Linked DNA regions of Homo sapiens: region 2 is linked to region 1. A link is a contact called in ENCODE Hi-C or POLR2A ChIA-PET data. All regions are on one chromosome and are shown on one strand. The core of a region is the stretch at or near the end of the contact, and the rest is flanking DNA. Distances in the headings are between cores, read along the strand shown.

What was found. Hi-C counts contacts between places; a loop is a spot of excess contacts on that map. ChIA-PET counts read pairs that join two places held with the same protein, here RNA polymerase II (POLR2A). Pooled maps may share reads with other maps.
Region 2: POLR2A ChIA-PET joins it to region 1 with 11 read pairs in activated T-cell. The contact joins the promoter of HOMEZ here to the enhancer-like site in region 1. A Hi-C loop is called at or near these places in 6 of 50 pooled maps. POLR2A ChIA-PET finds 5 or more read pairs at or near these places in 9 of 52 experiments (A673, GM10248, MCF 10A and 6 more).

The regions. Positions count from the first base shown.
Region 1 is chr14:23,158,180-23,162,389 of GRCh38, reverse strand. All of the region lies in intron 3 of SLC7A8 (solute carrier family 7 member 8), which reads left to right. Among named protein-coding and RNA genes, the nearest start is that of SLC7A8, 23 kb to the left of the region's middle. Within about 2 kb of position 1,250, at least 22 of the 41 ENCODE cell types and tissues checked have a DNase peak (open chromatin) inside an H3K27ac peak, as active enhancers do.
Region 2 is chr14:23,283,629-23,287,838 of GRCh38, reverse strand. It overlaps HOMEZ (homeobox and leucine zipper encoding), which reads left to right and starts at 1,707. Exons shown (of 2, transcript NM_020834.3): 1 at 1,707-1,926. The coding sequence starts at 1,887. RefSeq lists an enhancer at 1,198-1,477 and a silencer at 1,568-1,977.

The sequences.
Region 1 (4,210 bases), core at 1-2,500:
TTCAAATATTTGTCTACCTTCATAAGCAGAAAAATCTTAAATCCTTCTTATTCCCAAGCGTAGTCTTCCTTATTTCCTTTAGGGGAAATGGAAACCAGCTCCACACCTGTCCCGCTGCAGTGTCCCTTTCCTCCTAGCTGTGAAGGCCATGTGGAGCTGCCATCCCTCTGCCCGGCAGGGTGCACACGTACATGCATTAGCTATAACAAACTTCCTCTCTCCCTTTCCTTATACCTGACACTCCCAGCTGCTTTGAGTCTGTGTACAGAGGTTCTGTTTTCCGGTTTGTTGAATACTTTTTTTTTTTAATCCACTTCTATAGGCCCCTCAAATCCTCTCTTCTTTTTTTGAATTTTATGGCAGGCCATACCAGATAAGCATCCAATCCTCTCATACGGTATTCAGTAAAACAAGAACCAAGCTGTCAGGAAGGCTTGGTAGATGCTTTTTTTTTTTTTTTTTTTAGATGGAGTCTCACTCTGTCACCCAGGCTGGAGTGTAGTGGCGCCATCTTGGCTCACTGCAACCTCCGCCTCCCGGGTTCAAGCGATTCTCCTGCCTCAGCCTTCCAGGTTGCTGGGATTACAGGCATAAGCCACCATGCCCAGCTAATTTTGTATTTTTAGTAGAGATGGGGTTTCCCCAAGTTGGTCAGACTGGTCTCAAACTCCTGACCTCAAGTGATCCACCCGCCTCAGCCTCCCAAAGTGAGGCCACTGCGCCCGACTGGTAGACGCTATCTTTCATTAAATGCTGGTACTTTTTATTCCAGCACCCCTCCCACCCACCCACCTACCCCCACCATCATCCAGCCCTCCTCATCCTCTTAGCAGGGGCCAGGCAAGCCAGCTACATAAAATAAGCCCAGCCTGTGTCTCTTTTGAGAGACGCAGTAGAGAGTTCCGGTGTGGCGTAAACATATGCACATGGGGAACTCTGCTTCCTGCTGTCCTGTGGCGACATGCTGATGACTGTGAAGCGAGAGGTTTTGAGGAAAGGCCACCCTCTGTGGAGAGGTCATTGGTGTATAATGGAGGGCACTGGAGGACAGGGCACAGGGCCCAGCAGGGAGAGCCTGTGTGGTAAAGCCCGTGGCGAGGGTTTGCTGGGGGAGGGAGGAGATGAGGCCAAGTCTGGTTCCATGGTGGGGCTGTTTTGGAGGAGAACTGATGAGAAATGAAGTTGGGAGGAGCCAGGTGGTGGGGGTGGAGAGGTGGAAAGAACCTGCTGAAACTGGCTTGCCTGCCGGATCCTGAGCGGGTCGGGGAGAGGAGAGGGAGAGGGAAGGAACTGCAGACTTGGATCACACTTATGCAACTGCAGCTGCCACTTCGAGTTATTCTATTATTTAGGTCAAAGCTGATTACTCACTGCTGAGTCAGCAGAATATCCCTAGCCACCCAGCAGTAAAAAAAGAAAAGAAAAAAAAGAGAGAGAGAGAGAGAAAGTATTTTACATTTTAATTAAATAAAAAGCCTTTCTCTCTTCTCCAGAACAAGTATATTAGTGGGAGTGGAGGGAGTTAGGAGGGGACTGGGAAGTGTTAGAACTTGGTTTTGATACCTTTTGTGATCTGCTTGTGTGTTTTTCTCCTTTTGTATTATTTCATGAGTAAATGACTATATTCCCCATATAAAAGATCCAAGTAAGATATAGAGCCAGCAGCGATAGCCGCCCTTATCATCAGCCGCTGGCCAGTAGCTGCAGTCCTAGTGGATAGTTCTAAATAAAGTGCATCTATTACTGTACAACTCTGGCTGCATGGACCTATGTACTGACAGGTTATTCCTACAGCGTGCCCTTTTTTTTTTTTTTTTTTAAGACGGAGTCTCCCTCCGTCACCCAGGCTGGAGTGCAGTGGCGCGATCTCGGCTCACTGCAAGCTCTGCCTCCCGGGTTCACGCCATTCTCCTGCCTCAGCCTCCCGAGTAGCTGGGACTATAGGCGCCCGCCACCACGTCCGGCTAATTTTTTGTGTTTTTAGTACAGACAGCGTTTCACCTTGTTAGCCAGAATGGTCTCGATCTCCTGACCTCGTGATCCACCCGCCTTGGCCTCCCAAAGTGCTGGGATTACAGCTGTGAGCCACCCCCACCCGGCCTACAGCTTGCCGTTTTATCCTGTAGCCACATCTTTTGGCTGTTACCTGGGTCTCTAGTTGTAAACAAAGCATCCACAATGATCCAGAGGAAGCACTGGGTCCAGGGGACACCCTTTCCCAGGCTTCCATCTGTGCATCTGTGCAACTCTGCATTTTCCTTTGGGATCCGTTTGCTCCCCATTCTCTTGGAGACTGGATCACCTTTCATTCAGTCCCCTCCTGGCCTCCTTCCTCTCATTTGGGGTTGGAGTCATGTCCAGCACCTGAAGTGGAATCAATTCTTTTTATTCAAGTTCCCCACTTCTCCCTGAATGTCTTGACCTAAAGAAGTTCCTTCTCCTTCCTCACCCTCAGGAGAAAGAAATATCCTGTATGCATCTCTCAAGGAAAAAATGCTTCTAATCTTGTTTTCTATCTTTCTACTGAGATTCCTAAGAGGCTAGCTTTTTCCAGGGCTTCAGATAGCTCTTCTTCCTTGAGCTATTTGGAAAGGAAAGGACTTCATGTGTTGCTTCAAACTCCTGAGTTGCTTTGCAATTCCTCTGCAGAAAGCCTCCAACTGCCTGGTGCAGAATGCTGTCACAGAGAAACTCGTGAGTTGTTTTGCAAGTCTCTTGCAAATTTAATCAATCCCTTGACCTCAGAGCATTCAATAGTCTTTCCTATCATCTAAATCCCTTAACCTCAGTTTATTTTCCCTTGAGCCTTCACATTCTCTACCCCCAAACTGCTCCTCCCCAGACACTAAACATTTTCCTTCAGATACCTGGGCAGCACTGCCTTCTTGCCCTTCCCTAGTCCCCAGAGAGTTCTTCGGGTATCCGATCAGCCTCGTTTATATGAATTCAGACAAATACAGACTGGCCTACATTTGATTCCCATATATCCAAGACTCCATTTTTCTCTGTACGCCTTCTAACTAGCCAGCATTTAAAATCTAAATGTATTGAAAATCTCTTGATTTTTACTCAATGGACAGTTTGACTAACATCTCATTTTTCATTTTTATGATGCATTAAGATGAAAATTATTCTGTAAGCAGATTTTTTTTGGAAAAGAGAAAGAAACTAAAAAAATCCATCAGCTAATTACCATACTGAACTCCTACACTAAGGGGAGATAAGGTATGATTTATAGAGTCTTAGAAAAGATTAGTCTAGTGAAGAGAATCGTATGCAAAAACACATCATTACAATACAATGTGATGGGGAAAAAATGTGGGCAACACAGAGAACGGGGCTTCAAAGTTGGGAAGACAGTGCTTGGAAAGGCTCCCAGCTTGAGCTAAATGTTGAAAGGTAAGTAGATTTTATCCAAGGAACAGGGAATCACTGAAAGATTTTGAGCAGAGGAGTCACATGATTAGGTTCACATTTGGGAAAGAAAAGACTGAAACTTGAAGCAGAGAGACAAGCAGGCTAGGCATTTGTCCAGGCCAGAGAGATGGTAGCCTGAACTAAGAATGAAGTAACAAGGATGGAGAGATGACAAAAACAAGAAAGATTTAGGAGTAGAATCAGCTGGACATATTGATTAATTGACTACTAAGGGAAGGAATCAAGTTTGTCCCCAAATCAAAATGAAATACGTTTCAACTTAAATGTTCCCAGCATTGATGACAAGCAGTTAGAATGTGTTCTATGTCGGCCGGGCGCGGTGGCTTACGCCTGTAATCCCAGCACTTTGGGAGGCTGAGGCGGGTGGATCACGAGGTCAGGAGTTCGAGACCAGCCTGCCCAATATGGTGAAACCCCGTCGCTACTAAAAATACAAAAATTAGCTGGGCGTGGTGGCGGGGGCCTGTAGTCCCAGCTGCTCAGGAGGCTGAGGTAGGAGAATCACTTGAACCCAGGAGGCGGAGGTTGCAGTGAGCCGAGATTGCGCCACTGCACTCCAGCCTGGGCGACAGAGCTAGACTCCATGTCTGCCTTCCATGTCCTCCCTAGAGCCCCGAGGGGTGCTGAGCAGGTCTCTGGTTAGAACCTTCCCCAGGGTGGTGCTCCCAGGATCCTGCTCAAAATTTTGCCTGCTCTAGAGCAGTATAACTTAGAAAGGGATTGGGACTCTTGGGAAATGTTATATAAATGCAACACTTTATTCACTCAACAA
Region 2 (4,210 bases), core at 458-2,957, 120 kb before region 1:
CCAGTCTCAAAAAATAAAATAAAAATAAAAATAAATTTTTTTAAATAGAAAGGTTCAGACTGCTCTGACGGTATTTTAATTTACAGCTTACATACAGGTAGTGGGGGTTCAGTATGTGCTCAGAAGTTACCTCAAATTTGCTCATAAGTTACATTAAAGCAGAATCACATAAAAGTTTGGGTGTAAGAGAACATTTGGTTATAGATTACAGAGGCAACATCCCTAACCCCATTAGACATCATCTTATGTGCAGGAAAAGGCAAGGACTAGGGTCATTTATCTTTTATTATTATTATTATTATTATTATTATTATTATTATTAAATTTTTAGAGGCAGGGTGTCACTCTGTTGCCTAGGCTGCAGTGCAGTGGTGCAATCATAGCTCACTACAGCCTACAACTCCTGGGCTCAAATGATCCCCCTGCCTCAGCCTCCTGAGTAGTTACAAGTGCATGCCACCAAGTCCAGCTAATTTTTAAATTTTTCTGTAGAGACAGGGACTCGCTATGTTGCCCTTGCTGGTCTTGGATCCTAGCCTCAAGCAGTCCTCCCTCTTTGGCCTCCCAAAGCGTTGGGATTAGGTTTATGAGCCACTGCGCCCAGCCCATTTATCTTTTAAGGAATATAGCGACTCAGGCAAGAGACATAGAGGACTGTGTGCCCTATCCTGTTTTGTCTTCAAAGGATCTTTCCAGAGACGTCAGAGTCAGAGGCTTTGTGAAATTATGTTGCCAAACAGAATTGAGCAAGCCTGTCTTCTTACATTTGTTACTCTGTCTCACAGAAGATGGGGAATCCTAAAATACAAATTTTGGCCCATAACTTCATACTGTGTGGGATACTGCTTTGTTGAAGTCCATTTTATTGGCATCCCTTTCTTTTTGTAAGTTAAAAAAAATTTTTTTGAGACAAGGTCTCGCTATGTTGCCCAGACTGGCCTCGAACTCTTGAAATCAAGTCATTCTCCCACCTCAGTCTTCATCCCTTTCTAGCTAGCGAAAAACAAATACTATGGAGAGCTCCGCGTCCTCTTTTCTAGGGCAGGGAGGGGAGCCTGAGGGTCTGGTAGGTCCCAATGAGGTGACTGCTCCAGCACTTCGTCTTTGGGAACATCTGTCTGGTGCCAGTTTGACCCGGGGAACGGCCTAAGTCGCCCGCAGGCTCCTAAGGTCCTCGTCTTTCCGGGTGGCAAGACATCTGATCCCTCTCGAGAACAAGTTCCCAGTTGCTTTAGGCGCTTTGTTACAGCTGACGCTGCTGGTGGCGGTTGGGCTCTCGGCTGGGAAAGGCGCAGCTCGTTTGTATGGCTCCGGAGGGGGCACTGAAAAGGTCTTCCTGGAGGGCTTCCTTCAGAAGGAAACAAATTGGGAGTTGTTGGCGGTCCAGACAGTTCAGCAAAGTGCAGTATCCCTCCTTGGGGAATTTCGGAAGGATCCTGGTCCGGTGTATTCCAAAGGTCCGGCGCCGATAGGTCGACGGTAGGGGGAGGTACCATGCACTGCAGCTTGGCCCCAGGGGACATCTTCCCTGCCCCACGCATCCAATAGATGACCCCAGCTGAGGCCCACGCAGCCAATACCTGACTTCAGCCGAGACCCACGCAGCCAATGGCCAGCCCAGTGCGCTTCGCCCGTGCCCGCCCGCCTGCGCCTACCAATCAGGACTCGGGCCACCTTGGCACCGCCTCTGGACGCCCACCCCACCCATCCGCCCCGCCTCCAACTTGCTCGAGCAGGGCTGGGTAGACCGGCGCGCTCCCGGGGACGGTGGGGGGGGCAGTCCCGGTTTCGGCCATCGCTGGGGTGGGCTCGGAGCGGCCGCACCGGGCAGCAACCCCACTCCCACTCGGAGGCCCCCTGCCCTCTCCCCCACTTCCCCCCGGCCCATGGTGCGAGGCTGGGAGCCGCCGCCCGGGCTGGACTGCGGTGAGTGATCCCCAGCCCCTTGGACTTCCCCTCCCAGCTCGTGTACGGTCTCCCACCTCTGGAGCCCCATCCCCGCGCTGGTGGGGGGATAATTCTAGGTTCGAAGTGGCCCGGTTCTCTCTTTTTTCTCCTCTGGACTTTTCGGTTCCCTCCCCTGTTGTAACTAGGGGAGGGTGAGTGTCTGTGTAGGGGAGGGCAAGAAGGTTGGGTTGGGGCGCCCTTGGCGAGAGTAGGATTGAGATTCGCCTGCCTCATGGGGCTTATCGTCCCAAGTGCAATAACTTTTTGTTCCCTGACCCAGTTCGGAGCCTTCTGGACTGCCTGTGAAATGGAGGATAGGAGAAACATTTCCTTCCCAGGCCCCCCCGCCACACAAACCCCCAACCCCCACGGCTACCTCCTGGCGACCTCAACACACGTGCAGAACCTGGCCTTGCTTCTGGGGATCAGTGGCCTTTGGGAATGAAAGGTTTAGAAGAAACTGCCCCTCTGACTCCCGTACCCAGCCATACTAAGAGAACCAACCAGGAAACTGAGAACCTGAGTCCTCTGGGGTTCCTAGTGTTGCGTCCTATTCTGAGACTCCTAAACTGAAAGAAGACTCAAGCTGAGACCTGTTTGGTAATGTGGGCCCCTATCAGGAGATTTTTTTTTTTTTTGTCATGTGAACCTCCTTCCCATCATACACTTGAAGCCCTTTTATATTACATGATTCGGTTAGTTGGTAGTAATTGAAAAAGCCAGATTGGGAATTTTAAAGATAATGCATACATATCTTAAACATTATAATTAAAAGTATATCCATTTCACCAATCTTTTGATGTAGTGGTGAGACTGTTTTTGTGTCTAAGACTGCTGTTCAGAGTTCCCAATTCTCTTTCCAGTATTAACTACACAGGGAGTCTCAAACCTGGCTGTACCCTGAGAACTTTTAAAAACTTTGGATGCCTGGACCCCAGTACAGACTATTGAACCTGAATGGGAAGGAGGGTGGCCTGGTTTTTAAGCTTCCCAGGTAATTCTAGTGTGCAGTCTGAGAGCCACTCAGGCACTTTCATCATCTTTGGTTTCCCGTTTTGCTTTATTTAAAGTGAAGTATGAATTTAGACACTTCTGAGTGCAGAGTACTTTTGAGATTAAGTCCCACCGCTCAATCTTTTACAGTTGTCTTGCTCACTCCCAACTCAACAATTTTTAAAATGCATACTCTTCCTTGCGTTATGTCTCTCCAAAACATTTGACTTAGTTTTCATAGGAGCAATTTTTTAAAAATCAGTATTCCTGAAGAAACAATTTTTAATGCAGTGATTTTTCATAGGTTTAACATGAGGTTTAATTACATTATTATATAGACACTGAAAAATATGGACATAAGCAGGTTTGTAATCACACAAAACTGGCCCCAGGACACAGGACAACTGAATGAAGCAGATGATTTTGGCGCACTAGTAGCAGCCTACTTAGCCTTTAGTTTCCAGTGTACTGTGGGTATTGGTCATGTAATCCAGTGGCTCAGTTAAGCCAGGCTCCTGGCCCAGTTGAGCATCCCTCCCTTCCACTCTTTCCAACTAATATCACAAATACTTTGTCCCTTCTAGACGCACTTGAATTCTTGAGTATTCCATCAACTCTTTACGTTCATTCACATCAAACTGTTCATCTTTAAGTGATTATCACTATTGCCTTTGTTAAGTTGGAAGGATATGAGGCAGTAAGCCTTAACCTGGCTTCTTGGCAGCAACTAAAGCCCCTGAGTTTATTGTGTAAGTGTGAATGTTTATTTTGGGAAGGTTAGTCATAACTTTCTGAGGGTCTGTAACTTTTGTCTGATTCTCAAAGAGGTTCATGAACTAAAAAGTTAAGAAGCATATAAGCTGAATATCACTATAAGTCTTTAAGGCCCTTAAAACTGTATCCCCAAACACATTTCAGGAGTGCTTCAGATTGTCTCTAAATAAAGATTTAGGGAATTCTAAAGGATCATATCTCATCTCCCACTTTTATTTATTTATTTATTTGAGACAGAGTCTCACTCTGTCCCCCAGGCTGGAGTACAGTGACGTGATCTTGGCTCACTGCAACGTCCGCCCCCCAGGTTCAAGCGATTCTCTTGCCTCAGCCTTCCCAGTAGCTGGGACTACAGGCGCATGCCACCATGCCCGGCTAATTTTTGTATTTTTGGTAGAGACGGGGTTTCACCATGTTAGCCAGGCTGGTCTCGAACTCCTGACCTCAAGTGATCCTCCCGCCTCGGCCTCCCAAAGTGCTGGGACTACAGGCGTGA